6 separate regions of the Homo sapiens genome follow, and regions 1, 2, 3, 5 and 6 are each linked to region 4. Evidence: chromatin loops called from intact Hi-C (ENCODE). Cell type or tissue: mammary epithelial cell. All regions are shown on one strand.

What was found. Peaks named below come from ENCODE experiments on the same cell type or tissue, not always from the same donor. Only the 100,000 strongest peaks of a DNase experiment are listed, where the experiment ranks them.
Region 1: it touches region 4 in a loop (6-fold over the local background); 9 of 110 quality-filtered maps call a loop at or near these places.
Region 2: it touches region 4 in a loop (12-fold over the local background); 3 of 110 quality-filtered maps call a loop at or near these places.
Region 3: it touches region 4 in a loop (6-fold over the local background); 8 of 110 quality-filtered maps call a loop at or near these places.
Region 5: a loop joins it to region 4, with 17 times the contacts of the local background. A loop is called at or near these places in 23 of 110 quality-filtered maps.
Region 6: a loop joins it to region 4, with 20 times the contacts of the local background. A loop is called at or near these places in 53 of 110 quality-filtered maps.

Annotation. Positions count from the first base shown.
Region 1 is chr6:49,407,019-49,412,018 of GRCh38, reverse strand. No RefSeq gene overlaps it. Among named protein-coding and RNA genes, the nearest start is that of MMUT, 54 kb to the left of the region's middle. In mammary epithelial cell, a CTCF peak has its summit at 1,888 (motif pointing right); a DNase peak (open chromatin) is centred at 1,868.
Region 2 is chr6:48,474,385-48,479,384 of GRCh38, reverse strand. No RefSeq gene overlaps it. Among named protein-coding and RNA genes, the nearest start is that of PTCHD4, 370 kb to the right of the region's middle. In mammary epithelial cell, a CTCF peak has its summit at 2,934 (motif pointing right); a DNase peak (open chromatin) is centred at 3,934.
Region 3 is chr6:47,630,589-47,635,588 of GRCh38, reverse strand. No RefSeq gene overlaps it. Among named protein-coding and RNA genes, the nearest start is that of ADGRF4, 65 kb to the left of the region's middle. In mammary epithelial cell, CTCF peaks have their summits at 2,187 and 4,102 (motif pointing left); a DNase peak (open chromatin) is centred at 4,108.
Region 4 is chr6:48,763,489-48,768,488 of GRCh38, reverse strand. No RefSeq gene overlaps it. Among named protein-coding and RNA genes, the nearest start is that of PTCHD4, 650 kb to the right of the region's middle. RefSeq lists an enhancer at 2,859-3,456. In mammary epithelial cell, a CTCF peak has its summit at 2,929 (motif pointing right); DNase peaks (open chromatin) are centred at 1,928 and 2,948; H3K27ac peaks cover 1,580 bases.
Region 5 is chr6:48,084,791-48,089,790 of GRCh38, reverse strand. All of the region lies in intron 1 of PTCHD4 (patched domain containing 4), which reads left to right. Among named protein-coding and RNA genes, the nearest start is that of PTCHD4, 24 kb to the left of the region's middle. In mammary epithelial cell, CTCF peaks have their summits at 2,127 (motif pointing left) and 3,390 (motif pointing left); no DNase peak of the experiment used is centred here.
Region 6 is chr6:47,785,421-47,790,420 of GRCh38, reverse strand. It overlaps OPN5 (opsin 5), which reads right to left. Exons shown (of 7, transcript NM_181744.4): 2 at 3,787-3,906. Among named protein-coding and RNA genes, the nearest start is that of OPN5, 5.9 kb to the right of the region's middle. In mammary epithelial cell, CTCF peaks have their summits at 62 and 2,194 (motif pointing left); DNase peaks (open chromatin) are centred at 710 and 2,030; H3K27ac peaks cover 2,026 bases.

The DNA of each region.
Region 1 (5,000 bases), 640 kb before region 4:
AGGTATAAGGAACATGGGCTCTTGTTCTGTTGTTGAACTACTACCTACACCCTGAAACTACTTCGCCTCCAGAACTTTTGTTATAGAAGAAAATAACTGTTCTTATCAATTAAACCACTTTTAAGCTGCATATTCTGTTCCTTGTACCCCAAAGGATTCTACTTCTATTATATCCTTCACAGTGTCAAGGCCAAGGTTAGATTCTTAAGTACTCCCTGTTTGATTATAATTGTACTTATTTTCTTCTCATGTTTTTGTAAAATGGGTACTAATATTCATCAACTCCTTGCAAAGGCAAAGAAATTACACTCCAAGAAAACATAGACACATTGATTGTTAAGATTATATGACCGTGTCATTATCAGGATGCCACAGACGCAAGGCCTGAAATAAACAAGACTTAAATTGAAAGCAGAAATACTATAGGCAAGATGAAAAGAGTCAACACAAATGAAAACTGTGATGGAGGACAGCTTCTAACTGTGACTCTGCGACTGGTAACAATGCAAAGCTTCATAACCTCTTGGGTAAATAGCTCTCATACTCCCATCATTGTGCTAATGTCTCCCTCATTTCTCTTTCTCATGTCTGAGGTCAATGTATCAAATTACATTATTTAATGGCCTATATTATAATTTAATTTCAATAGGATTGACCACATTTATACTCAGAAATGCTCAAAATCATATGTATGCTTTTTAAGGAAATTTCCCTTGGAAAAATTCCAAGCCTATTATTAAGAACCTGTGTCGGCCGGGCGCGGTGGCTCACGCCTGTAATCTCAGCACTTTGGGAGGCCAAGGTGGGAGGATCACGAGGTCAGAAGATCGAGACCATCCTGGCTAACATGGTGAAACTCCGTCTCTGCTAAAAATACAAAAAATTAGCTGGGCGTGGTGGCAGGTGCCTGTAGTCCCAGCTACTCGGGAGGCTGAGGCAGGAGAATGGTGTGAACCCGGGAGGCTGAGGTTGCAGTGAGCTGAGATAGCACCACTGCACTCCAGCCTGGGCGACAGAGCAAGACTCTGTCAAAAAAAAAAAAAAAAAAAAAGAATCTGTGTCACCCAAGTAATCCATCTAAAATGGTTTATCAGGCTACAACCATAATATAAATGGTACAAATACGTTGGATAATCTTCATGTTAAAGCTGTGCTTTCTGATTATATCCTATCCAGCAGTTAACTCTTAGTATGAAGAGGAAATAGAGCTTGAATGACTGACAAATGCACCTATCAAGTAATTGGACTGGGCTGGTTGTCAGTGGCTTAAAAAAATTTATGACCCATGAAATTTCTTAGTAGTGTCGTTATTGTCCATGGTACCCGACCAAAATGAAGGCTTTGTTTTCAACTGCAGCTGGATTATCATTTCAGATATTAGGACAGAGCTCCTTACTTTAAAAGTTCCCTAAAGTGAAAGATGGAATTTCAGATGTGAAAGGGTTCAGCTTTTCTTCTCTCTGAATTGATATTGCTACCAAATTTAATATCCTTATTATCTAGTGTGGAGACACAATTATCAAAGCGAGGCACATTGTTAAATTAGGCAAAGAAAGGTGTGAAACCAGGAAACACAGATGAGAATGAGAGAATTCGAATCAATGATGGAAACCGAGTTTGGAAAATCCCTGAGTCTAGAGGTATCCACAACAGAGGAATCTGTTGCCTCAGGCTGAGTGGTGAGAGAGCTCTTAGGAGTCCCCACCTATTACAAACTTGGATTTGGATAACGGCAAGAGTTGTGTAAAGGGAATTTAGAATTATTGGCCGTGCATCCTAGCAGTGTTAGCCTCTCAGGCGCCTCTGGTCATTTCAGCTCATCTGTAACAGTGAACAGATGACAGCTGCCTCAATATTGTGTGCTACGTTGAAGGAGCTGCTATACCACAAATGGCCAGGAGAGGTCAGCATCGGAAGTACATGACGGCACTCCTGGATTTTCAGAAAAACTGTGATAGCTACAAGGAAATCAAAAGGAAAATATCTGTGAACAATATATCAGATAAGGGGTTAATTTCCAAAATATGTAAGGAAATGTAGGGAACTCCTGTCACTAAATGCCATATATATATATATATTATATTATAATCTATCTAAATGATAGGCAAGGATTATAAACACAAAAGAATTAAAAAAATAGGCAAGGACTGGAACAGAAATTTCTCCTATTGACATATAAACAGCCAATAGGTATATGAGATGCTCAACATTATTGATCATTAGAGCAATTAATATAAAATTATAATGAGATATTATTCATGCCTGTTAGAATGCCTTTTATATATATATATATATATATATATATATATATATATATATATATATATAAACAAAAGATAAGTGTTAGTGAGGATGTGAAGAAATTGGAACTCTTGCACATTGTTGGTGAGAATGTAAAATGGTGCATCAGCTACAAAAAACAGTGTGGAGTTTCCTCAAAACAGTTAAAAATAGAACTATTATATAAATAAATCAAGAATCCTACTTCTGGATATATATCCAAAAAAACTGAAATCAGGTTCACCATGATATATCTGCACTCCCATGTTCCTTGCAGTGTTCTTCAAAATAGCCAAGATAAAAAAGCAACACAAGTGTCCATAGACAGATGAATGGATTTTAAAAATGTGGTATATACATACAATAAGATATTATTCACTATTAAAAAAGAAGAAAATCCTGCCATTTGCACAACATAATAAACCTGGAGCACACTATGTTAAGGGAAATAGGCCACTCACAGACGGACAAATATTGCATGATCCCGCTTATGTGTGATGTCTATAATAGTTAAACTCATAGAGGTAGAGAATATAATAGTGGTTTCCCAGACCAGAGGGGTGGAGGAAATGGGGAGTTGTTCCATTAGTATAAAGTTTCTCTTACGTCAGATAAGCAGATTATAAAGATATGCCATATGACATAGTCCCTATAGCTAACAATGTTGTATTATGTATTTCAAAATGTTAGGAGGGTAGATCTCAGGTTCAAAAGGAAAATATTTGCAAACCATATATTAAGTGTTCTTACTATAAAAACAAACAAACAGCTGAAAAACAAAAACAAAAGAAAATAAAACTTTGGGAGATGTCATTCTCCTTAGGAAGAGGCAATCTAATATGCTTTCTGTGCTTTGAGGCCAGAAAATCAAGGAAACAGCTTACTACAGTAGATATTGCCTGGGATCTATACTCAGTAGATCTGGATTTCCATCTGGAGTCTACCTCCTTTTAAGGAATCATGTAACTTCTTTTAACTTGAGTTTTCTCACATATTAAAATAGGGTTCATAATATGTACTTTACAAAGTTATACTAAATTATAAGGTTATTGTGGAAATGAGTTAAACATTTGGAAACCAATGGGTACGTATAAATTGATAAAAATATTTTTTGGAAATTATAAGAACTTTTCCTTTTCTAACAAAATGGAAATAAGCCAAGTCGTTAGAAGCAGGAGAAAACTGAGCAGTGATACCTATAGAAGTCTGGGTCTGGGTTACAAAAAACAAAGCAAACAACTCTGACTAAATGGAATTTATTGACAGGACAATACATAGTTTTCTGAACTTAAGGGATGGCTGAAGAGGTAGACATGGAGGTGGACCAAAATTTGGAATGATGTCACAGCCAAAATTTCACCCTGTGAAGTTTGCTGATGCTGCTGCTGGCTCCATTGTTACTGGATGTGGTTTCCAGGACATCAGTCCCTATTGCCACCATCATCTTATCCTTAGACCCTCTGCTATTGCTTGAGTCTCAACTTTATCATAGCTGCTCTGAGTAAACACTAATTTTTTCTTTATTTATTTCAACAATATTTCTGTAGTTTTTAAGGTATATATTTTGCCCTTACATTAAATTTATTCCTCAGTGTTTAATTCTTTCTGATGTTATTGTAAGTCAATTATTTTCTTAATTTCATTTTCAGATTGTTCATTGCTAGTGTATCGAAATAAAATTTATTTTCTTGTAGTCCATAAACATGCTGAATGAATGTATTCGTTCAAATTAATTTTTTAGTGATTTTTTCTAGATTCTCTATATGCAAGATAATGATACTTGAAAATGGAGATAATTTTAGTCATTCCTTTTCAATCTGGTTACCTTTCATTATCTTGCAACTTATCCTGGCTAGGACCGCCAATACAATGTTGAATAAAAGTGGCAAGAATAAACACTTTTGTCTTCTTCCTAGTCTTAGGGAAAAGCATTCAGTCTTTCTCCATAAGTATGATGTTAGCTTAGTTTTTATAGGTGTTATTTATCAGATTGAGAAAGTTGTATACTATTCCTAGTTTATTGAGTGTTTTGTCATGAAGGAATTTTAGATTTTGTAAAATGCTTTTTTTTCCTGAATCTAGTTAGATGATCATGTGGATTTTGTCCTTTATTCTACTGATATGATGTACTACACTTATTTTCAAATTTAAACTACTTGGTCATGGTGTAAAATTTTTTTATATATTGTGGCTGATTCTGTTGGTATTTTATTAAAGTCTTAATTTTCTCTAAACTTGTATCATTCTCTCAAGGTTTGAAGGTTCCAATGTTCAAAATCTCAGTTGGGGCATCTATTGGTTGATTCTATGCCTGATACCCACTGCTAGCTGCCAAAGGGCTGAAGAACACAGTCTTTCTTGTTTTTTAGGTAGTAAGAAATGGAGCCTGAATCTCACCTTTACTTTAGGATTTAGGTTTCTTCTCAAACAGGAAAAATGGTTATTTGCTAGACATCCAAAAATGACAAATGTTCATTACAATATTCCATACAAACATTCATGTTTTATGTTATACATTTACATTCATATTTATAAGCACACAGTATAATTTCATGAAAGGGCAGCAGGATTTTTTATTTTATAAAGTAAATTGAATCATTCCCAGCTTTGCATTTTCACTTTGATGTGCAGCCTCTTTGGTGTCTTTGGGCTAACAATGTAGGCAAGGTGAGAGGTTTACTACCTAAGTTACAGATGCCACTGGGAGCACGTTTGGTGAT
Region 2 (5,000 bases), 290 kb after region 4:
TATTTGATTGAGGATTTTTGCATCGATGTTCATCAGAGATAATTGGCCTGTAGTTTTCTTTTTTCTTTTTCTTTCTTTCTTTTTTTTTTTTAATGTATCTTTGCTTTTGGTAACAGAATCATACTGGCCCCATACGATGAGTTTGGAAGTTTTTCCTTTGTCTCTATTTCTTGGATTAGTTTTAATAGGATTGGTAGTAGTTCTTTACATGTTTGGTAAAATGTATTAGTGAAGCCATCAGGTGCTGTGCTATTCTTTGCTGGGAGACATTTGATTATGGCTTGGATCTTGTTACTTGTTATAAGGTTTTGATTTGTTTCATGGATCTGTTTGTAGGTTGTATGTGTCTAGGAATTTATTCATTTCTTCTGGATTGCCTAATTTATTGGTATATAGTTGCTCATAGTAGTCTACAATGATTCTTTGAATTTCTGCAGTATTGGTTGTAATGTCTTCTTTTTCATCTCTGATATTATTTATTTGGGTATTCTCTCTTTTTCTTAGTTAATCTGGCTAAAGTTTTGTCAATTTTGTTTATCTTTTCAAAAGAACTTTTTTTGCTTATTGATCTTTTGTATTGTTTTCTTCAGTTCAATTTCATTTATTTCTTTTCTCATTTTTATTATTTTTTTCTACTAATTTTGGGTTTGGTTTGCTCTTGTTTTTCTAATTTTTTTAAGATGCATCATTAAGCTGTTTATTTGAAGTTTATATTCTTCTTTGATGTAGGCACTTACAGCTATAAACTTCCCTCTTTGTACTACTTTTGCTGTATCCCATGGATTTTGGTAGGTTGTGTTTTCATTACCATTTGTTTAATGAAAACTTTCAATTTTCTTCTTACTTTCTTCATTGACCCCACTGGTCATTCAGGAGCATTTTGTTTTATTTCCATTTGTTTGTGTGGTTTCCAAAATTCCTTTTGTCTAACTCTCTCTTTAGCTCTAATAACTTTTGCTTTTTATATCTGGGAGCTCCAGTGGTAGGTGCAAATATATTTATAATTGTTAAATCGTCTTGCTGATTTGACCCCTTTATCATTACATAATGGCCTTCTTTGTCTCTTTTTGTTGTTTTTGTCTGAAATCTATTTTGTCTTATACAAGTATAGCTACTGCTCTTTTTTTGGTTTCCATTGGCATGAAGTATCTTGTCCTTCCCCTTTATATTCAGGCTATCTGGGTCTTCATAAGGGAAGTATGTTTCTTGTAGGCAACAGATTGTTTGGTATAATTTTTAATTCATTCAGTCAATGTACATTTTCATTAGAGAATTTAGTCAATTTATATTCAATGTTATTATTGATAAGAAAGGACTTACTCCTACCATTCTATTATTTGTTTCCTAGATACTTGTAGTCGTCTTTTTTTCTTTTCCTTCTTCCTGTCTTCCTTCTAGTGAAGATGATTTTCTCTGGTAGTATGTTTCAATTTCTTGCTTTTTTTTTTTTGTATCCATTGTATGTTTTTAGATTAGAGGTTACTAGGAGGTTTGCAAATACTATCTGATAACCCATTATTTTAAACTGATGGCAACTTAACACTGATTACATAACCAAACAAATAAAACAACAGACAAGCAAGAGAAAACTAATAAAACTCTACACTTCAACTTCGTCTCCCTATTTTTTAATTCTTTGCTCTTTCTGTTTATATCTTGCTGTAGTTCCTTTCTTGAAAAGTTCTTGTAGCTATTATTTTTGATCAATTCTTTATTTCATCTTTGTACTTAAGATATGAGTTTACGCACCACAATTACAGTATTATATTCTGTGATATTCTGTGCACATACTATTACCAGTGAGTTTGGTACCTTCAGACGATTTCTTATTGTTCACTTACATTCTTTTCTTTCTGATTAAAATATTGCCTTCAGCATTCCTTATGGGACAGGTCTGGTGTTGATAAAAACCCTCAGCTTTCCTTTGTCTGAGAAAGTCTTCATTTCTTCTTCATGGTTGAAGGATATTTTCACCAGATGTACTATTTTAGGGTAAAAATTTTATTCCTTCAGCACTTTAAATGTGACATGCCACTCTCCACTGGCCGGTAAGGTGTCTCCTGTCAGATGTAATGGAGCTCCATTGCATGCTATTTGTTTCTTTTCTCTTGCTGCTTTTAGGCTTCTTTTTTTCCCCTTGAACTTTGGGAGTTTAAATATTAAATAGCTTGAGGTAGGCTTCTGTGGGTTAAATCGTCTTGGTGTTCTATAACCTGCTTGTTCTTGGATATTGATATCTTTCTCTAGGTCTGGGAAGTTGTCTGCTATTATTCATTTGAATAGACTTTCTCTGCCATCTTAATCTCTACCTCCTCTTTAAGGCCATTAACTCTTTTGAGGCTAGATAATAACTTTTTTAGGGCTATTTTCTAGATCTGGTAGGCACACTTTGTTCTTTTTTATTCTTTTTTCTTTTGCCTCCCTTGAGTATTTTCAAATTGCCTGTCTTCAAGCTCACTAATTCTTTTTCTGCTTGATTACTGCTGCTATTAAGAGATCCTGATGCATTCTTAATTATGTCAATTGCATTTTTCAACTCCATAATTTTTTCTGGATTCTTGTAAAATATTTCCCTGTCTTTGTTAAATTTTTTTGATGGAGTTGTTCATTCCTTCTCTGTGGTATCTTGAATTTCTTTGAGTTTTCTAAAGCAGCCGTTTTGCATTCTCTAACAGGTCACCTAGCTCTGTCTTTCCAGGATTTGTTCCCAGTGACTTATTTAGTTCATGTGGTAAGGTCATGTTTTCCTGCATGTTCATGATGTTTGTGTATGTTTGTCAGTGTCTAGTCATTTAAAAGTTAGGTATTTATTGTACTTCTCATAGACTGGGCTTGTCTTTACCCATTCTTGTTGGGATAGTTTTTCAGGTATTCAAAGGCACTTGGGTGTTGAGAGCTAAGGTTTTAGTCACTGCAGCTATATCTGCATTAGGGGGCACTCCAACCCCAGTAACACTGGAGTTCCTGCAGCATCACAGAGGTATGGCCTTTATGGTCTTTGTTAAGTTCCAGAAGAATTATCTGGATTACCAGGTAGAGACACTTGTTGTCTTCCCTTACTTTCTCCCCAAAAAATGAAATCTCTCTTTCTTTCTCTGTGCTGAGCTGTCTGGGGCTGGGAGAGGGGTGACAGAACCACCCCTGTGTCCACCACTACTGGGACTGCACTAGGTCTGACCTAAAGCTTGCACAGCACTGGGTCTTGCCCAAGGCACAGTGTAACCACTACCTAGATACCACCTATCTTCATTGAAGGCTCTAGGACTCTACAATCATAAAGTGGCAGTGCCAGCCTGGCTTGTGTCTTTTCTTTTAGGGCAGTGAGCTCCCCCACACCCAGGTGGGTCCAGAGATCCTGTCTAGGAGCTAGGGCCTAGGGTGAGAAACCTTAGATATTTACCTGGTTCTTTATTCGCCTGCAGCTATGCTGGCACCAAAACCACAAGATGCACTTCTTCCCACTCTTCTCTCCCTTTTCTCCAAGCAGAGGAGTCTCTCTCCATATTCATACCACCACAGGCCCCTGGTGAGTACAGCCAGGCTACCACTGATGTTCACTTAAGCCCCAAGGGCTCGTCAGTTAGTTTTTGGTGAATGCTGCCACACCTAGGACTCACTCATCAGGGCAATGGACTCCCCTACAGTTCAGGGTAAGCACAGAAATGCCATTCAAGAACCAAGGCCTAGAATCAGTGTCCCCAAGTAACTTCTCGGTGCTCTTCTCCACTTTGGCCAAGCTGGTACCTAAGCTGCAAGACAAAGTCCCCTTTAATTTCCTTCACCTTTTTACAAGAAAAAGGAGTCTCTTCCCATAGCCACCACAGCTGTGAATGTGCTAGGTCACACCTGAATCCAGCACATCTCAGAATTTCATCCAAGGCACATGGCATGTACTACCTAGTCACTGCTGCTAATTATTCAGAGCCCAAGGGCTCCTTAGTCATCAGGTGGGGAATCCTGCTGGGACTTGGTCCTTCCCTTCAGGGCAGTAGGTTCCCTTCTGGACAAGGTGTGTCTAGATATATTTTCCAGACCCTAGAGACTGGAATAAAGGCCTCATGACTCTGCCCTGTACCCTATCCTTCTGCTGTTGAGTTGGTATCCAAGTTTCAAAGCAGAGTCATTTTACTGTTTCCTCTCCTGCCTCAAGTGGAAAGAAGGGGTCTGCTTTGGAGTTGTGAATTGTGCTTCCTGAGATTGGGGAAAAATGATGCAAGTACTCCTTTAGCCACCCCAGCTGGTGTCTCACTAAGTTGGCGGCCCCTCAAGTCCACTGGTTCTGTGCCCAGAACAGCACTAGGACTTGCCTAGGAGTTATAATCCTTGCTGCTTAGACTGCCTTTCAAGTTTATGTAGCACCCCAGAGCACTTTAGCCCACAGTAGCAAGACTTGACAACACTCAGGTTCTGCCTGACTGCTAGGATGGGCAATTGCCCTCTGGCTGGGATTAGTCTAAATAGTCCCTGCACACATGTTGTCTGAGTTCTCCTCAGTTTTGGCAGCACTGAGTTCCAGTGTAAAGTCCCACAGTTACTGCATTCTTCCTCCCCGGAGTGTACAGATTCTTTCTCTGTGCCACCTGGCCACTGTCAGGTGCAGGGGAGCTGGGTGAGGGAGGAGTGGTGTTGGAAGTTCAAGGCTCTTTCCTACTCCCTTTAGTGCCTCTTTCAGTGATATGAAGTTAAAATCAGGCACTGTTATCGCTTACCTGATATGTGATTCTTATGAATGTATTTTTTGTGTAGATATAAATGTGGTGTTTCTATAGGGAGGACAATTAATGGAGGCTTCTATTGGATCATCTTCCTCTACCTCCTCCTCTCCTTCCCACTTTGCATGTCCAAAAGAGAGGCAGCAAAAATTTACTTAAGTGAGCCTAGGTGGAAACCCCCAGAAGTTTTTCTTTTTCTGATGTTCCCTGAGATTGTCCTATTTGTCACATGGTAATTCTCTCTCTCTCTCTCTTTCTACTTCTCTCTCTCTCTCTCTCTCTCTCTCT
Region 3 (5,000 bases), 1.1 Mb after region 4:
AAGTCAAGTCAAAAACAAAAACCAAAGCGCAGGTACAGGCTGCCATGGGTGATCAGGCCACGCTTCCACTCAAATGGAGTGGGCGAGTTCCGAAGACCAGTCTTACCAAGTTTCAGATGTCCAGACTCCTAGTGCCAGTTCCTTCCCGGTGTTCAGCCACTGCGTTGATCCTCCACGGGGGCCTGCCAGGCACTGCTCTGGTGAGCTGTTCCACTAGGGCAATTGCCTACCCGCGAGCGCTCTCAGGATTCGTGTTGCTCAAGCTGGCTGGAGTCCCCCACAGGGATGTTCCACAGGGCAGACCTAAGCCTCCTAAGGGGCTGCCTCGAAGTCTGTTAATCACCTCGCTTCCCGGTCAGGGAACCAAGAAATGTAGCAGGACAAGCCACAGACAAAACCCCTCAGACACCAAGTTAAAGAAGGAAGGGCTTTATTAGGCCAGGAGCTTCGGCAAGACTCACGTCTCTAAAAACGGAGCTGCCCGAGTGAGCAATTCCTGTCCCTTTTAAGGGCTTACAACTCTAAGGGGGTTTGCGTGAGAGGGTCGTGATTGATTGAGCAAACAGGGGGTACGTGACTGGGGGCTGCATGCACTGGTAATCAGAATGGAACAGAACAGGACAGGGATTTTCACAGTGCTTTTCCATACAATGTCTGGAATCTATAGACAACATAACCAGTTAGGTCAGGGGTCAATCTTTAACCAGGCCCAGGGTGCGGCGCTGGGCTCTCTGCCTGTGGATTTCATTTCTGTCTTTTAGTTTTTACTTCTTCTTTCTTTGGAGGCAGAAATTGGGCATAAGACAATATGAGGGGTAGTCTTCTCCCTTAATAAGCTATTTTGTTTTATTCAGAATTTTATCTTCCAAGAGCAAATATTTCCTGGAGAGCAAGTACCTAATCTATTTTTGTTTGCTTTTGGTATTTCACTTGGGACAGGAAAGAATGTCCAGTACCAGTATTGTTTATCACAAGGACAGGAAAGTATGTTGGTTTGAATTCTCAGCCATCAGGAAAACTTACTTCTAAAGTTCTAAAATTCACCCTCAAATTTTTAATTTATATTTTCTCTTCTTTGTCCACCACCCAGTTTTCCTCAGCTTTGTTGTTTAAGTAGTCGATAACCTCATTTCTTATCTTAGTCACTAAATAGGCTTCAGGCTCAGATTTGATCAGCAGGGGATCTTATTATCTTCCTCTTTCCAGTGTCATTATCTACCATGAAATTAGTTGTCTAGCTAATTTTAAGAGTCTAGTTGTTGGAATGGTGAATTATTCCCAGGGTAAAGTGTTTCCTTTTCACTGTATTCATCAATGCCCCTCAAAACTCCCTGGGCAAGTCACTATTTATTCTGGGGATGATTTTTTAAAACACCCCCCACCTAAAAAGTACTTTCACTCACTGGTAAGCTGAATCCTTTGTCTGAAGCCTTCCTTTACTGCCATAAAGAAGGGAAGGGTGAATACCACAGCATAGGGAAAAGAAGGCTAGAATATAGGAACATTTCAATCTGACAGGAAGCAGAGAGCCTGTGGCTGGCAGAATAATCCCCACCACCACCACTGCCACCTAGATATATACACACATTCTAGTCCCAGGAATCTGTGAATACATTACCTTACACGGCAAAAGGGATTTTGCTAATGTGATTAAGAGCCTTCAGACAGGTGGGCCAAATGTAATCACAAGGGTTTTTAAGAGTGGAGAGGGAGACAGAATCAGGGAGAGGTGATTATGCATGAAGGATGGAGGACTGCAGTTTAAGAAGGGCTCAACCCTCTACAGGTGGCTTTGAAAATGGGGAAAGGGGGCCATGAGCTAAGAATTGCCAGCAGCCTAAAGAAGCTGGAAAAGGCAAGGAAAGGAATTTTCCCCCTAGAGCTTCCTTTGGAAGCCTTAATTTTAGCCCAGTGAGATTCATGTCAGACTTCTGACCTCCAGCATATAAAATAATACATGTCTATTGTTTTTGCACCACTAAATTTGTGTGATAATTACAGCGGCAATAGAAAGCTAATCCAGAGCCCTTCTGGTTCTGAACAAGAGAAGTTCCGACACAGAGAGCAAGAGCAAGGGCCAGGCAAGAGGTGAGATGTCTTCTCACATCAATACTCAACTAGGGAGGAAAGGGGCAGAGGAGAGCAAGAGGCTCAGAAACACGGAGTCTTGTCTCCTCCTGCTCCCTAGAGGATGTATCCACTTCTTGCACACACAGACACCACACTAAGAACAAAGGCAGATCCCTGAGTGAGGAGAAACAGCCCAAGGGAATTTTATGTTGATTGCTACTTATTTTGTATATGCAGTGATTTATAATTTAAACCAGATGACAGCTGGGCATGGTGGCTCATGCCTGTAATCCCAGCACTTTGGGAAGCCAATGCGGGCAGACCACTTGAGGTCAGGAGTTTTTGAGACCAGTCTGGCCAACATTGCAAAACCATGTCTCTACTAAAAATACAAAAATTAGCAGGGCATGGTGGCACATGCCTATAGTCTAGCTACTTGGGAGGCTGAGGCACAAGAAACACTTGAGCCGGGAGGCAGACGTAGTGAGCTGAGATCATGCCACTGCACTCCAGCCTGGGCAACAGAGTGAGACTCCATCTCATACACGTACAAAAAAAATAATCAATTAATTAATAAGCCAGATGAGAATGTAGCCTTTGAATGGCAATTTTTTTCTTGCCTCAGTAAGAACACAGGTTCAGATCAAGATAAACAAACATAAAGGCATTTTTGCATTACACATACATTCACAAATTCAATAGACTAAAACGAATATACATTATTTTATTTCATTCTCTACTTCTCCCTCTCTCTCCATGGAACTGGTGATAATCTTGGTGAGACTAAGGAAACGGTCCCTGAATACTTTTATGTATACTATGTTGTTTTTCTCATACTCCAGGATTTTTATCACTATTAAGAATCATAATCACTAGTTTTGTCACTTGTTCAAAATACTGTCTAAGCCCTGGGTCAAGACTTACTGATATCCATGAAAGGTTTTGCTTTTCCCTAAAGCATACTGCAGATGGCTGGCTATTTTGTCAGTGGAAAGATCTGTGTGATGTTGTCTTGCTCTGTCCTCCTATATAGCATGTTTCACTTCTGAAGTCTTTCAGGTGACCACGTTCCTTCTGGGGTAGGACTATTCTCTGCTTCTGTGACCCTACAGTCACATCATCACCACAATATGGACATTTTAACCCCATTTTGGAGAGAAAAGTCATTTCCTGCTTAGAATTTGGGCAGAAAATGGATTCACTTTTTCAGGCATGGTCGTGGCACCATAGACTCTCTCCACTGACCACTGGCTCTGGACTGTACTGGCAGACTCCAACTCTATATGAATTATACTAGACTTCACATAGGAAAAAGACAGAAGTGGCAAAACCAGAGATGCCCTACCAGAAACTCCTTAAGAAGCCTGGAGCACAAAGCTCACTACAAAACTATTATATGAGCTGGTTACATAAGCAACCATAAATGGGATTTGCTTTCTCTTTGGCCTGGTTGTGGTAGGAGCACATTGCAGGACAAAATGGAGGAACGGGAGGTGCCACCAGAGAATCAAGGACAGGAAGTGGCAAATAACACATGTGAGAAAAGGTTCAGGACTCACTGCAGCAACCTGGGGTCAAAGGAGCCCTCAAGGCGTCAACATCCAACAGAAATGACAAACAAGAGCAAGATGGTTTTGTTGCTGCTGTCTGACTTGTTCTCCCAGAACTCAGGGCCTCCTTTCTCCCTCTTCCCTGAGTAAACGGCAAGAAGGAAAGGGTTTAAATTCTGGCAAAACAAAGTTTTTATGTCTCTTTAGATAAGGAAAGGGATAAGACTTGAGTGATTTGCCAAGTTCACACAGCTACTCATTTTTAGAGCCAGTTTTCAGAGCGAGATCAGTTCGATTCCAAGGCCCCAACTCTTTTTACCCTATCATGTGGCACTTAGCTTGGGGAAGTAATCAGGCTAGGGAAGTAGGGTTGGTTGTGTCCCAGTTCTGGGTGAAGGTTGGAGCCCTCTCTGATTTTATTTGCAGCTGCTACCTGTTTATGGTTTCAAGACACATATAAGCTGAGCTTTATTTGACTGCCATCTAGTGGTCATTTAATTTTGTTTTTTTCCTTTTTTCTTTTTTTTTGAAAGACAGGGCCTCATTTTCTTGCCCAGGCTGGAGTGCAGTGGCGCGATCTGCAGCCTCAACCTCCTGGGCTCAAGCGATCCTCCCGCCTCAGCCTCCCAAGTAGCTGAGACTATAGATGCACACCAACACACCCAGTTAGTTTTTGTTTTTGTTTTGTTTTTAGTAGAAACAAGGTCTCCTTATATTGCCCAGACTGGGCTCTAAGCTCAAGCAATCCTCCCACCTCAGCCTCCCAAAGTACTGAGATTTCAGGCATGAGCCACCGTGCCTGGCCCATTTAATTTCTTTATGGAAGCTACGTAAGGTTGTTTATTGTGTTTTTGCTGAAAAGCCATGAAAACCATTTAAGTTTGCAAAGATGTACACTAAGAAATGAAGAACGTTTCCCAAAATCTTGTGTGACCACATCACAGAGAAATCTAAAAACTATGAGATCCCTGAAAATAGACTTTACATTTAGTCTCTTACTGGTGGAAAAATGTTGACAGACTTAATATAAAGGATCACAAAGAGTGAAAGAAGTAAGACTAGACTAGAAGAAATTAATATTCCCCAGGCAGGCTCCTTCTTTCCTATATATTATCTATGTAGAGAGGCAATAAAGCTTATGAGCAAAAGCACAGGCTTCAAAACTCGGTTTCTTGGGCTGAGTTCAGCTCCAGGCCTTATTAGCTCAGTGGCCTTGGCCAAGTTGCTTAACCTTCCTTAGCCTCTTTCCCGTGTGTGGAGTATAATACCTCCTAGCACGCAGGATTGTTGAGATGATTAGATAGGATAGACAGGTAAATTAGATAGCAATTACTTGGAATAGCACTTGGTATGTGGTAAGCACAATATAAACATTAGCTA
Region 4 (5,000 bases):
ATGGTTTTACTATCTCAGCAGAAAGAGATCTCCAGTGCATGTGAAATATAGTTGCTATTTTTGGAAGACTGAAAATGCTAGATTGATGGCTATATATTATAACCACTATATGATCAATTTTCTATTAGTGATTTAAGGTAAAAGAAGAATCTGAGAACCACATGGGTCCAAGTGATTTCATTTGCACCACAGAAAATTGTACTAGGCACTTATCATTGACTGTATGAATTACTATGAGTTCAGATTACTTTAATGCCACACTTTCCTCTTTAGATGGAATTACACTTCTACAAAATTATTTTGTAACCACGTCCAATTTTTTTCATCTGATTTGAGGAGGCAGAATTGAGCTAACAACACACCCACCACCCCTACCAGCACTACCACCTCTACTTTTGAACTGAAGTGTGTGTGTGTGTGTGTGTGTGCGCGTGTGTGTGTAATAGCTAATAAGTAATGGCTAATAACAAACACCTAATGAATGGTAGGAAAGTCATCGGCCTTCTCTCCATATGTCTTCTTTCCCAAACATCATTTGTAATATTGAGTATAATGTTATTTAATACACTCAACACATTCTGAGAGTAATACAAATGCAATCCAGAATGTTTCATTAATGTAAGTCATGATTTCTAAATACTCCTCCTCATCCAATTTCATTTTAATTACAAATTAATTTTTAACTTAACATAAAGTCATATATTAAGTACATCTGCTCCTTAGGATTTGTTACTAACTTTATAGTTATAATTTCCTAATTATAATTTTCCAATAATAGTTTCCTAATTTCATAATAGTTCTTCTACAACCTAATGGTGATCCCTCAAATGTAAAGTTTGTTATCAGGAATAATTTTCAACAAGAAATAAAACTTTAAAAGAAGGTGATTCTATAGTTATTAAAATATTGCTAGAAACATATTAAAGCAAGAAAATCAATCAAGAGATAAAGAACATCACTACATCAAGTGTTAAATCTTCCACAAACTATGAGTGGATGATTTACAAAACAAAATAAAATCTCAAAGACACTGGAACAAAAAGTTTCCCATGTATTGTTATATATTTTTCTCTATATTAGTTTGTTCTTGAAGAGAAATTGATGTAGAAAAATCTTAATCTCATACATGCTTCCTCAAAATGGAAAATTTGAAGTTATAAATATTGTATTGGATAATTATATTGGATGCATATAAGAGTGAAAACATTGATGTTATTAGCATTTCCAGTGCACACAAGATAGATCCTTGTATTCATGGTGTTATTTTTCAAGGTGTTCAAGCAAATGGAGGTGATGTATATTAATTGATAGAGTGGAAGTTGTGTAGTAACTTGGAATGTACTCCCTGCAGGTAAAGATGATTTATTTCACAATTTGCTCATTGCTTCATCTGTGGGATAAATAAATGAAGTTATTATTGAAAAGTATTATTAGGGCTCTAAAAAATGTAAGTCATGAGTAAAAGAACTTAAGCCTCAGAGTAGTAATGGTGAGATGGCAGCAAAAGGTGTCTAGATTTAATTTTAATGTCTTCTGAGTCTGAAAGTCTATATTTTTAAGCAGGGGAACATACACAGTATAAATACTTCTATAATATTCATATTTGTATATCAAGTATCTGTAGCATTGAGTACATTTTTTAGTGCTTCTCATTTCTTTTACCTGATGTTATGGTAATCTATTTACTAATAATATGAGCCCAAATTCACATGTACTATCCACTTGAGCAAAGCATTTAACCTGTATTTGTATTATCCTTAAAATAATTCTGTAGGATAGATTTTTTTTTAATTTTACTTTTTGGGAAACTCATGTTCACAGAATTTAAGTCCCTTGATGAAAATATCATAGCAAGTGACTGAGTCAGTTAAGGAAAGAAATCTGGACTTTGAATTCTGCTTTGTGTGACTCACATCTGGGTGTTTTTCACCCCATGGTACTTGGAACTCCCTTTGTGCAGGGCTACATATTACTCACTTGAATCAATTTCTCAACCTTACTTCACCTGTAATGCTACAGGTCAAATCTGCTGAATGGATATGTAATTGAGAAGAATCTGGCGGGCATAGTGATGTCGTGTTAGATAAAAACTTCGGGGATCCCTGTGTTCCAGCATGTTCTGGACCTAGATAATAGTATGACCTTGAATACATTATTTCACCTTCTTTGTGGGCATCAAATTCTTCAAGTACAAAAAAGGAAGTAGTTATTAAAATTACATCTGATCATGGTTTTGTAATCTAGAACTCTATAAATAGGAGCTATTAGTAGCAGGGATAAAATTAATAATCCCAGCACTGGTCTTTATTCCAAGTTTATCCTGTCACTGCCAATATGCCGGCCAATCCCTGTAGCCTCTACCTCTTGGGCTCAAGCTATCCTCCCAACTCAGCTCCCCAAAGTGCTGGGATTACAGGAGCAATCCCAGCAACATGTCTGGCTAACTGGCCAGTCTTTTAAACATTTTGTTCTGGGATACACACTTCTACCTTCAGTCTTGTATTTTCTTCTTAGAATGAGAGCAACAGAAAATGCTCTATGATAGTATGAAAAGGAGATAAAGAGTCTAACACATAAATCTGGAACTTGAGACCATTTCATACATTTTTTACTTGGTAATCTGTGCTTTTGGTAAGTCCCTCAAAAAGTACGAAGTGGCAAGGATAGCTCAAAGAGTTTAAAGCCTAATTTAGTGTTCCTTTTTTATTCCATGTTTATTGCAGCACTATTCACAATAGCTATGATTTGGAAGCAACCTAGGGTCCATCAATAGATAAATGAATGAAAAAAAATGTGATATATTGACTATTGTTTCTTAACACAGCCACAGCAGTATTTTTGTTTTCATTTGACAAAAACATTACATTGATGTAATTTGATACTGAAGACACATTTTTTTTCTCCATACTGGATATCCATATAAGCAGTAGGTGGCTCTCTTGAGCTATTCGTTCGAGCATTCGGAAGTCTGACTGCCCGGGGATTCAGCCACACTTGGTAGATGGCAATCCCCTGTAAATACCTTGGGAGGAAAGGCCACTAACTCGAGAAAATCCAGATTATTGTATTACTTTCTAAGTGCTCTAAATGTTAATGCTGTGTTTTTTAAAGATACGCTGGAAATATGAAAATACACAGATTATCTCTTCAATTAAAGAAAATAACTTGCCTATGTTTCCCTACCAGTTTTCCTGATTCAAGACATATGCATTACAATAGTGAATTTAAAATTCCTTTGAGGATAAAGAGCTAGAAAAGATTAAGAAATTCATTGAACTACCCATCTGTTTTAGGTTTTTCTGTCCTCATATGCTTGACTGTGATAAGAAGATGGAAGTAAATGAATTGTAAATCGCACTGTTAACATTTAAAGTTTTACCAAATAAGGGTGGTTATTTTTCCTTTATTACATCAATGCTTTGTGTGGTGATTGCTATTCATAGTTGGAAATCCCAGCCAGGCTATAGAAGATTTTAGGTTTTATATTTTAAAATTTTTATATGTAGAAGGCAGAAAATGGTTTCATATTTTCTCTCTGCTAGCAGGTTATTTTTAAAATATAGAACTCTGCATGTGTTTAGTGGCACCACACCCCTCACTTTGTTATGCAACACTATGAGCAGGTAGTGGTAGGGTTTCCTATATTAAGTTTCAGAATTTTATTACCTATCAAGTGTCAGAAAGTTGCTGCCAAGATCATTAAAATCTACACAATAAATAGAGTAAAACTAATTCAACAGTAAAAAAACACATGCAATTGCCAAATCAGAGTTCCCAATATTAAATAACTTCAGAAACCAGACACATAATAAAGACGAGTGAAGCACATCGGGTAATGAAAGGAATGGGAAGGATACGGAGAAATGGAGACTTCTGTTGTGCCTGACCGTATTACTTATCAAAAGCTTTAAATCTGTATTCCGATGAAACTAAATGTATCCGGCCACAGTCTTATTGTTGAATACATGTTTGCAGCTCATGTAGGAAGGGTAGAAGAATCTGGGCTCTTGCCTGGACTCTCTGCTTTGTTTGGTTGTTTTAAATATAAAGTGCTGATATGAGAACAACCAGCTGTAGGCATACACTTATAATCAGCTACAGGAAATCTGGATAGATAAGACCCAGATGAAATTAAATAGAGAATAATAGTTCAAATGGGACACATTGAGACAGATTATTTCCTAATTAAAGTAGTTTGTTGTGTTTCTGAAGTTATTTCAATAAACTAGTATTCTGGTTTTCATCAGAAAATAACTATCACTTAAAAGAAATGGCTACTTCATCATATATTCTGGAAAGTTCCAGCTTTCTCATAGGTAATATAAGTTTTGTTTATTAGAGTTCAGTAGAGTGCTGGACAGTCTGCTATTTCTATACATAAGGAGAGCATTTTAAAAATGAAAGAAAGAATCCTCAGACCAACTTTAATCTTCTGGATGAGTCTACTAAGTTTCAGTTAGGTTAGAGAAATAATCTAAGAGCAAAATTTTAAAAAAGTGATTAGAACATTTGTTTCTTAATTTTATGCCCATAGTGTTACCAGACTTGTGGTTATATGCAAAATATAAAACATCTGCTATATTCTTCCTTACTTCACGACTTTGCAAGACAACAGTTCCATGCAAAAATAACGACACAGGTTTATATAGTTGGAAAAGCCATCATGTTCCACTAAATACCATCAATATTGGTAACTTGCATACAGCCAAGGCAACACTTACCTATAGTAACACAATTTTACCTGTGTGCTGGCAATTCCATTAGACATAACCCCTTCAGATATAGAGACTTCCTGTCAAGGCAGAGAATGACATCCCCTTGAAATAGACAGGCTGGGTACAGACTTTGTTTCGTGAGATTCATGTGTAAGATCATACACACACTCAGTACTTACTGGAAAATGATATTTAATAAGTCCTTCAAACTCAGACCTTTAGTTAAAGTTAACATACAAAATTCTTCAAATTTAATGATGTAATCATATGCTTGAAATTCTCCAA
Region 5 (5,000 bases), 680 kb after region 4:
AAATTGTGATTCACAACTTTGGGAATAAGAATTTCAAATGCAATTGATAAATACATTGAATGCTTTCACAATGAATAGGTTTTGCTCAACTGGCTTTGTGAGATATCAAATACTATTTAAAGAGCTGATTAAGTGGATTGACGTTTAAGAACAAAAAACTACAAAATCATATACAAGATTGCAATTCAATAACGGGTCAATAAAGGTTAAAATTAAAACAATAATCTATACATTAGTTTTCAAAAGATTCATTGTTGGTCTCTAATCGTACATATCTGAATATGGTTATTAGTTGTCTTTACAATGACTATATGACTAAATGCATTAACATGTGTTAAGATTTTATTATCTATCACTAAAATCTGTTAAAACAAAAATTTCTGTGTGGTTATCGCTATTGTGATTCTTCTTTATCCCACAGAGACAGAATAACAGGATTTCAACCTATTCCACTACTTAATTTGTGATCATAATTTCCCAGAGTCTCAGAGTTCAATATTATGGAAAGTATTAAATAAAGAATACTTAGATTATTCCTAAAACCATGTCTGCTTTAGAATACAGACATGGTAAATTCTTCTGCTATCACTACTATTTAATTGCTATTAGTCTTTTGGAAATTTCTGCCCTTGCTGCTACTGATCTCACTCCATTATGGCACTGGTGTACCTCTGTCTTCAACATAGGAAAGCTTGCATCATAGTAATGATTACCCCCATTCCTATTTATTTATTTATTTGTTTTGAGATGGAGCTTCACTCTTGCTGCCTAGGCTGGAGTGCAATGGTGTGATTTTTGGCTCAATGCAACCTCCGCCTCCTGGGTTCAAGCGATTCTCTTGCCCCAGTCTCCTGAGTAACCTGCATTACAGGCGCCCGCCACCACACTCAGCTAATTTTTTGTATTTTTAGGAGAGACAGGGTTTTACCAGGTTGGCCAGGCTGGTCTCGAACTCCTGACCTCAGGTAATCCACCCGCCTCGGCCTCCCAGAGCGCTGGGATTACAGGAGTGAGCTACTGCACCTGGCCATCCCCCATTCCTTTAAACTAGAGATTTGGGCAAAGCTTATGTGACAGGAGAAAAGAGAGCTAATTCTGACTGTGTGAAACATGTAAATTTTCACTGCACTAAAACCACAGCGTTTTAGTTCATCGAATGCTTAATGGTATTCCTACAAGATTTGTCAGACTTAGCTGGATTTTTGCTGATTTTCATATCACAGCTTTTAAGAGATAAGTCACCTTCAATAACTTTCACATTTACACAATCATCCAAATTTAGGAGCATTCATTTTATGCACAGCTTTTGTTTGCTCTATTCCATAGTCGTCTTTAACACTATCAGTTGACAGTCATTAAACGGAGCCCAAAAGGTCAATTGCTTTTTATGAAGAAAGGAAATATTGTAAACTACAAATCACTTACCCATTTAAGAACTTAGGATTTTCATTAGATTTCCTTAAACCAAATCAACCTATTTGTTGAGCATCTAAATTATGTTAAGAGAGAAAAATTAATCAGTTCTGATTTAGGGGACCCACCCTTCCAAACGGGGCACACTAAAAGGCTGTCAAATGAGACCTCTAAAAAACACAAAGAATATTGCTTTGTGTTTTATCAGATCAACAAAACACTACATGCTACCTTATAAAACTTATGGGAAATGGCAAGGAATCTATGATCCTGAGTTCCCTTATTGATGGTCTTGTAACCTAGCATGCCCACTTAAAATTTTATTTTGATTTTTGAAATAAAATTATGGCTACAGTCTTACTTTACTGCAGCCAATTGGGTTATATATTTTTAAATAACATTAATATTCTTACTGATAAGTTAGTTGTTTTTATGTCAACATGTTCTGTATACTACATGATTTAACTAAAATCTAACTGCTTAAGGACCACCATATAATTGTTCCATTAAGACTAAATATACATAGATAAAATGACTGACCCTTGTCTTACTGGCCTAACTCAAAACTGAGAGCTGAAGGAAAGGAGAGTTCACACAACAGTAGGTTAATTCTTTTAGATAGGTATGACTTTTTCCATTTGCTTTGTCAGCTTCCTATTTAAAATAAATATGCAGGCTTTGAAGAACGATAATTCTGAATTTGAATCCAGGCTCTGCCATCTAGTGGTTATGAGACCTTAAGAAAGTTATTTATCCTCTTAGAGCTTCAATTAGTTTACCTAGAACCCTGTAACAATGATTACTGCCCACCTAGGACTATTTTGAAGATTAAATAAGACAATGTATGCAAGGGTCCTGTCTCTTAGTAAGGGCCCCATGAATGTAAATTAGTATAATTAACATCATTAATATTAACAGCATCATTATTACATTATAATTCCTTATTAGTAACTTATATTAGTAGACAATTTTGTTTATGAAATTTGTTATTTTATTGCTTAAAAGCATAAAGATATTAGTTATAGTCATAGAGGAAAAAACAACTACTAAATATAAGACTCAGAGTGTTGGAGCTGCTGAAAATACTGGATAGACTGAAGATACTGGATAGATCAGAAGAAACTGGACAGACCAGAGGAGAAAAAAACTGAAAGATGGTCACAAAGAGTTAACATTAAATCCATTTCACATTTTTCTGGGCTGAGGCTAGACCTGTCCTGAAACAAATGCCATGTCACATTACTGCACAGACAAAGACATAGGCATAGAAAAGAGGGGAGGATTGGTGGGTAGGTGATAGGAGTGGAATTGGCAGCAGTCTCTGTGTCTACCATGTCAGTGTTTTAAGTGCTAGGCTTCTCTAACTCTGCTGAAAGCCTACTTTGGAACAAACAGTTCCTTTATATTTAATATATAATTTTGAAAAAAATAGTAACTAAAGGCATTATTAACGTGAAAAGATTCTTATTCACCCATTTAGAAAAGAACAAGAATAACAAAAGTGGTAGGACAGATATTAACATTTGTGGGGTGATTAAAAAATACATAGCAACCATAGAGCCTCAAGGTGGAATTGTTTCATTTCTTTCTACATATTGGATGTTTTCCTTGATACACATACTCACTTTATAACTTTATAAGTCTGAGTCTTTTTCCCCCATGAAAATAAGAAAAGCTAAGGGGAAAAATGCAAACGCCACTTTTTATTTACATCATTCTACTGTCTCCTACTCATAGACACAAAATGTTTAGTTCATTTGTAAGCAGACTTGCTCTGAAAAATAAGTGAGTATATCTTCTCCTTTTTGCCTCCACAATCCCTGTTCTGCCCTGCTATTTTTCATTGATATATATTAGGGAAAAAAAAACAGAAATTGGTAATATTTCCTTGTATTTGAATTTTTTTGATTTTTTTTTTTGATGGATACTAGACTTTTATTAAAGAATATTCTTCTAGTGCAGGAGTCTGCCACCTACAGCCCAAAGGCCAGATTCAGACTGCTGCCTGTTTATTTATAAATAATGAACTAAGAATGGGGTCTTCTTCTTTAAATTGTCAAGGTAAGAATATAAGAAAAGAATAATAATTTTGTGCAAGTGAAAACTGTATGAAATGCAAGTGTTAGTGTCCATAATTAAACTTTTATTAGGACATAACGCTGCTCATTTGTTTACACATTGTCAGTGGCTGCTTTCACACCACTACATCAGAGTCGAGTATGTGACACAGACCATATTTTGCACTCTTATTGCTTTGCACTGCTCTTTGGTCCACTGTAAATCATAGTGACACAATTATAATTCTACAACATTTCGGATGCTGTGAATATTGCTGTACCACTTTTTTTTTTAATTATTGTTACAGGTCATGTCAAAACCAAAAAATATTAGACTCTGAACGTTGCAGTCTTATAGTACAATGGAGTGTGGATTCTTTCATTGTCAAATTAGATGAAAAAAAGTTTGTTTTTTAAGCAATGACACGATAGCTCAGCTAAAAGAATAAAATATTGCCATTACCAGACTAAGCACGCATCACATCCCTAACTCATAGATAAACAGCAATCTGAAAAAAATAGAAAATTGTAAATGGAATATCTTATCATGACAGAATTTCTTCAAAAAATGAAATACAAAAATGAGGCTGCAACTAAATTTCTCAGCAGCTCACTTATCAGCCAAGCAAGGAAATCCTTTTGCTGATGTTGTAGTATAAAATCATGAGTGATTGCAGCAACTAAAGAAATGCAGCTAGAGAAAGTAATTAGGACTGTCAACTTTCTGGCAAGAATAGTTTCTCAAAGAATTGAAAACACTGTGAGTATATCAATAGTCAGCTAAAAATGAAAAAGGCAAATGATCTTGAGAGGCTTTTCTTGGTTCTTGATGATCAACTCATGTTATCAATTCTAGTCAGTTGTTCCTTATTAGAGAAGTCAATGGCAAGTTTGAAGTGACTGGAAAATTAACCTCTATCAATATGCTTATATGTGAGAATGTTCTAAAAAAAGCCAAGAAAACACTAATTAAGCATGACCTGAAGTGGAATCTGCTAAGATGTGTTATAACTGATAGTGATAAAAATAAGTATGAAGCAGAAAATAACTTAATTTTTATAAATTTACAAAGCTTGTAAAAATGTAAGGTATTTAAACCCCTTGCTATGCATGTATTATTCATCAGCAGGTACTTTGCAGAAAATATTTGAATCCATTGTGTGCTATTGAACCATACCATCAACAGTAAATTTCCTTCACTCTTGCAGACTTAACTATCGGGTGACTGTGAGCTCAGGGCCCAGACTAATTTTTTTTTTTTTTAATGAGAAGTACTCTTGCTGGTTGGGTGGCTCACACCTGTAATCCCAGCACTTTGGGAGGCCGAGGCAGGGGGATAGCCTGAGCTCAGGAGTTTGTGACCAGCCTGGGCAACATGGTGAAACACCGTCTCTACTAAGATACAAAAAATCAGTCAGGTGTGGTGGCGTGCACCTGTAGTCTCAGCTACTCAGGAGGCTGAGACAGAAGAACAGCTTGAACCTGGGAGGTGGAGGTTGCAGTGAGCTGAGATCGTGCCACTGCATTCCG
Region 6 (5,000 bases), 980 kb after region 4:
ACACAGAGAGAGAGAAAGAGAGAGAGAGTGTCCCCTGAAGGGGAAGTAGGTAGGTCATTTAGGGAAAGAAATATTAAGCAACCAAGGTTCCATGCTCCACCTTCTGTCAATCAGGAAAGATAATTTTTTTCACCTGTTTTATATATTCAGCTTCTAAGTCATGCTCTTTTTCAAAGAAAAAAATTCACTGTTTTAAAAAAATTGTTTAGGAATTTTATTTTAAAATCCTTTTTGTTAAGGTTAGAACCAGATTTCCACATTTCCTTCTGTTTCAGTTGTTTCTTTTTTTCTTCTTCTGTTAAGTTATGTCTTATTCAAATACGGTATAGCTATTTCAGTAAATGTGAGGTCCAAGCTGTTTACAACCAGATCCAGATTTCTGGGATTTAAACTATTTATTCCTTGACCCTCCATTAGAATTTTTTTTTTCACTTTCTAGAAAGCATTCTTCTACTTTTACCTCATAACCTGTAGCCCTCCCTATTCAGTCCTCACCACACCCCCCACAAAAAAAAAAAAAAATTACTGAGGAAGCTCTTCAAACCTCTAACTGATCTATATCACAAAAGAAGGTTCCCTAACCTTAATGTTTTAGGAAAGCTAAGTAACTGACATTCACAGCCTGCAGGTGCTAGCTCCCAGCTCTCCCAGGTGTGTTCCTCTATGGTTTACAAAAGTATTCAGGAGTTCCTGTTAGTTCGGTGAATCAACACATATTCACTGAATGCCTTCTGCAATCTAGACACACGTCTCCTCTAGTTGTCTAGATGGTTAGTGCCATCTTTCAGCTTGCTAGACTAGGTGCCCTCATATGACAGCCTCCTAATTCCAATGAGTCCACAAGGAAATGGAGTGTAAAATAACTATTTAGGTTTGTGGGGTTTTTTTCCATTCAACAACAAATTTTTCAATGCCTGGTATGTAAGAAACACAGAGCAAGGTGCTAGAGGACAAAGTGGAGATCAAGACTGACAAGTTTATTTTCTAACAGGTAAAGCAGACAAAAAAAAAAAACACCTAAATTTGTAATATAAGATGTGGTATGACAGAAAGATAGGTAGTGATTAGTACAATGAAGGAAAATAAAGCAGAGAAAGCAGGTAGATGGAAACTGTTGTTTTACATAAAGACATTAAGGAAGACTTCTCTGAGATGTGACATTTAGGTAGATACCTAAATCAGTGGGAAAGAAGTCAAATAAACTTCTGGAGGGAATGGATTAGAGGCAGAGGAAACAGCAAACTAAAAGGCTTGAGGTGGGTGTCAGCCAGGTGGGTGCTAAAGGCAGCAAAAAGACAAGTGAAAGTGACAGAATGGAGTAAGATTACATCTGTTGTGCCTGGGATCCTGATTAGCAAAAGCGATTTCAGGCTTCCTTCTTCAGTAGAGCTTTGGATTAAACTTTGGGGTGTCATCTAGAATGTCTCTCTTCCACTTAGTAGAATGTTTCCAGAACCCGGCTGCACTTTAGAATCGCTGGACGGATTGTTTTGCTTTGCTTTGAAATATCAACATCCAGGGTTCCATCCCTCCCCACAAACCTCCCAATATTGTTATTTATCTGGAGTGAGTTCAGGCATTATACATATTTTTAACACCACCACCGCCCCCCCCCAGGTTATCCTAATATAACACGACTTTATCCTAAGAGGTTATCCTAATATAACACGTGTATATAATACACACGACTGGGAGCCCTTGATATTTAGTCAACAAGTATTAGTTGCATAAATGCCATACATCTGGCCTCCAGGAGGTGCTTATAATGGAATATAGCTGAGCCAGAAAAAAATAAAGCAGGCAAAGTTTTAACGTTTATTGGAAGGGAAAATGCATTATAGATGTTCCAAAGTTGAAAAAAATGATCTGGGTTAGTGAAACCTGTTGTATGAAAGAAAGTGGTTTCTGGTGAATTACTCTGAAGACGTAAGCAGAGTAATGAGGTGGTTTGCACCATTCTAGAGCCGACTTGCTTGGCTGAGAGCATATTTCAACGCACCAGGCCAATTAAGGACATTTTTATTCAAGCCTAGTCTAGTTCAGCAATGAGCCTGCTATTATTCACCGATGAAGGATGTAGCTGGAATGACATGTTTCATTCAGGCATGTTACGCTCAATACCAGGTAGAGCACCTTAGGGGCCCGCGAGGCGAGCTGGCCAGGAAAGCTACCGTTCCTGTTGCGACAGCGCCATCGCGTGGCAACAGGTAAAAATGGCAGCCATTTTGCAGCCTCACAAATCCCCTGGGGTTCGTCCTGTTTATTTTCACAAAACCAGGCATGTCTTGCTCTTCTTAATGTGCGTGTGCATTCACCATAAGCGTTCATAATGTTTATGCAGGTCCATACTGAATAAAGCCTTCCCAGATAACCAAGACCATCCAAACTCTGAGTAAGCACACATCTGCTGTGTGCTAAAGAGTGACTCAGAATGCGGAGGATTATTATTGAGCCTTGTTTTTAGAGATCGGCAGAAAAATCCACTTGCGAAGAGAGAAACAAATATCGGAAAACTCTTTTTTTTTAATTAAGGTCTCACTTTTTCACCCAGGCTGGAGTGCAGTGGTAGTACCATAGCTCACTGCAACCTTGAACTCCTGAACTTGATCAAGTGCCCAGCTATTTTTTATTTGTTTTGTTTAGTTTTACCCAATACCCAGACTTCAAGGATAAATTTGTTTTGTAGAGATGAAGTCCCACTACATTGCCCAGGCTGATCTTGAACTCCTGGCCTCAAACTTTATACCCATCTCAGCCTCCCAAAGCTTTGGGATTACAGGTGCAAGCCACTGTGCCCAGACACGAAATATTTTTTAAAGGAGGCTTTTGACGGGAAACTACTAACAAGTTTCTAATGGTAAGAGGAGCTGCTGTGTACTGTTCAAACAAATTACCCTACTCTAATGACCTAAAACCATAAGCTAAATAGCAGATGTTGGGATTCAAAGACAGATTAGAGTCCATCTAAGCAACTCTGAAGTTGTATAGAAGAAAGTGAAGAATGATTTACTTAAAATGGTTCATATTTTTTAAATTGAATTATAGTGAAGGAGAAATTTTTTTCCAACTCCTTGCCATGTTATTAGAGAAGTGAAAAAGAAGCCAGTGGTTCTCAATTTTGGCCACACATTAACATACCTGTAGATTCTCATTTTAAATATCCTGATGCCCAGGTAACACTCTCAACGACTTAATTCAGAACTTCCCCAGATGATATTTTGTGAGTTGCATTTGAGGACCACTGAACCAGAAGCTTCCTATGCTTGTGATATGTCACTAAGTCATGATTACATATATCATCAGCAGGGCACCTCTTTCCTCTTCCTACATTCACCTCTCAACTGCCTTCAACTGTCTTCAACTGTCATTTACCCTTCAAGATTCCTTTGTTGATGTTTATTTTAATCAGACTTCCATAAGGGTTGAAGAGGTGTAAAGAAGCTTAAAATACTGACCTGGGATTTGCCTCCTGATTTCTGATTTCTGAATCATTTAGCCCACTACACTTTGAGACATCTGAGGTATCACATATTATTTCAAATTGTGCCTTCAGCATCTAACATGCCTGACACACAGAAAAGACTCAATAAATATTAAATGAATAATCTTGTCAGCCGGACAGCACCCCATTGACTTACCACAAAACTCTGAAAGTTGATTTGTGAAGCGAAGAGTGGAAGGAGATGTGAAGGGAAGAGATGTCAGGGGGTGACGTTTGAGACAGTGAGTACTTTAGAATGGGGAGTAGTTTAAACCCACAAAGAAAACACAGCATGGTTGTGTTACCTGAAATCCCCAGATCACAGACTGCTAAATTGATAGTCATTATTTCAGCGGGTCTCAGCTTCTTCTTTCGTCTAGAAGACATGTAAAGGACATATCCATTTCCAAATGTGGACAGAATCCCTACAAGGAAAAATAAAAATTCCAATCGTTAAAACTAAGATTTCGAGTTCACTCAGATATGAAACACTTCTCAACTTCAAAAATGGACACCATAGATTTAGAGGGTAGTGAGAGGACTCTAAATAAAAAAATCTAAATTAAGAAGATGAAATAAAAAGCATGAGTTGTGAGTGACAGGCCAATGGGGCAGGAGTCAGGGATTATAAGACTGAACTTACCCAGAAAAAGGCATCGCTAACTTCCCCGCGAGGCTCAGGAAAGTGTGGGAATCCCAATGGTCAGTTCTTGTCCTGGCCCCCAGAGTGGAGTACTTTCCTCAGCCATTTTTATAGATTATTGGCTTTATAGAACTCCCTCCCTCTGATCAGTAGGGTTAAACCCTTAGCTCTTGATAAATTCTGAAGATGAAGCCAACCAAAGAAGGTGCCTTCAGTATCACTGTCAACTCCTAAGGGAGCACCAGTGTTCAGGAGAGGCAGAGGCCAGGTATGACTGGCATAACTCCCTTCAAGAAAATGGACATCTCCCAGAGACGCCCCAGGACTTCCGCCTCTTTGGGAGACATGGACACTGAGTGTCTGGCAGATAGGACAGCCTTCAGCTGCTACTGGACTAGATATCAAGGGTAAGTGGGTGACAATCGAGAACCTGGGCACTGTCCCTCCCACCAAGGGGAGAGAAAGTGACCCTCAACCCACCGAACCTACCAACAATGCCATAAGTGTGTTCCCACTTTTTCATATCCTTTTATTAATGACTAGTTGCCTTTGGCATTACAATGAAACTGTTCGAAAGTTCTTACAAACCCAGTTTAAATCCAAAAAGACCCAATCCCTACTGACTTTATTTAAGAAAAGAATACACCTACTTCCATAGCTTAACATGTAGAGTAGATTTCTTCAGGAATTCTTGCTTCATAGTGTAGCTGTGTATAAATGAGAATCTGGTACAGCTGCCTTTAGTAGTAAGGAATAAGGAGAGTATTAACAGGAGAAACCCAGAGTTTTCTATTTTAATTTCTACTTCTCCACCACAATTCATTTTGGGGGCAAAGAAAGAAATGTGTGATTCAGCTGATGGTATGAAACCACCAG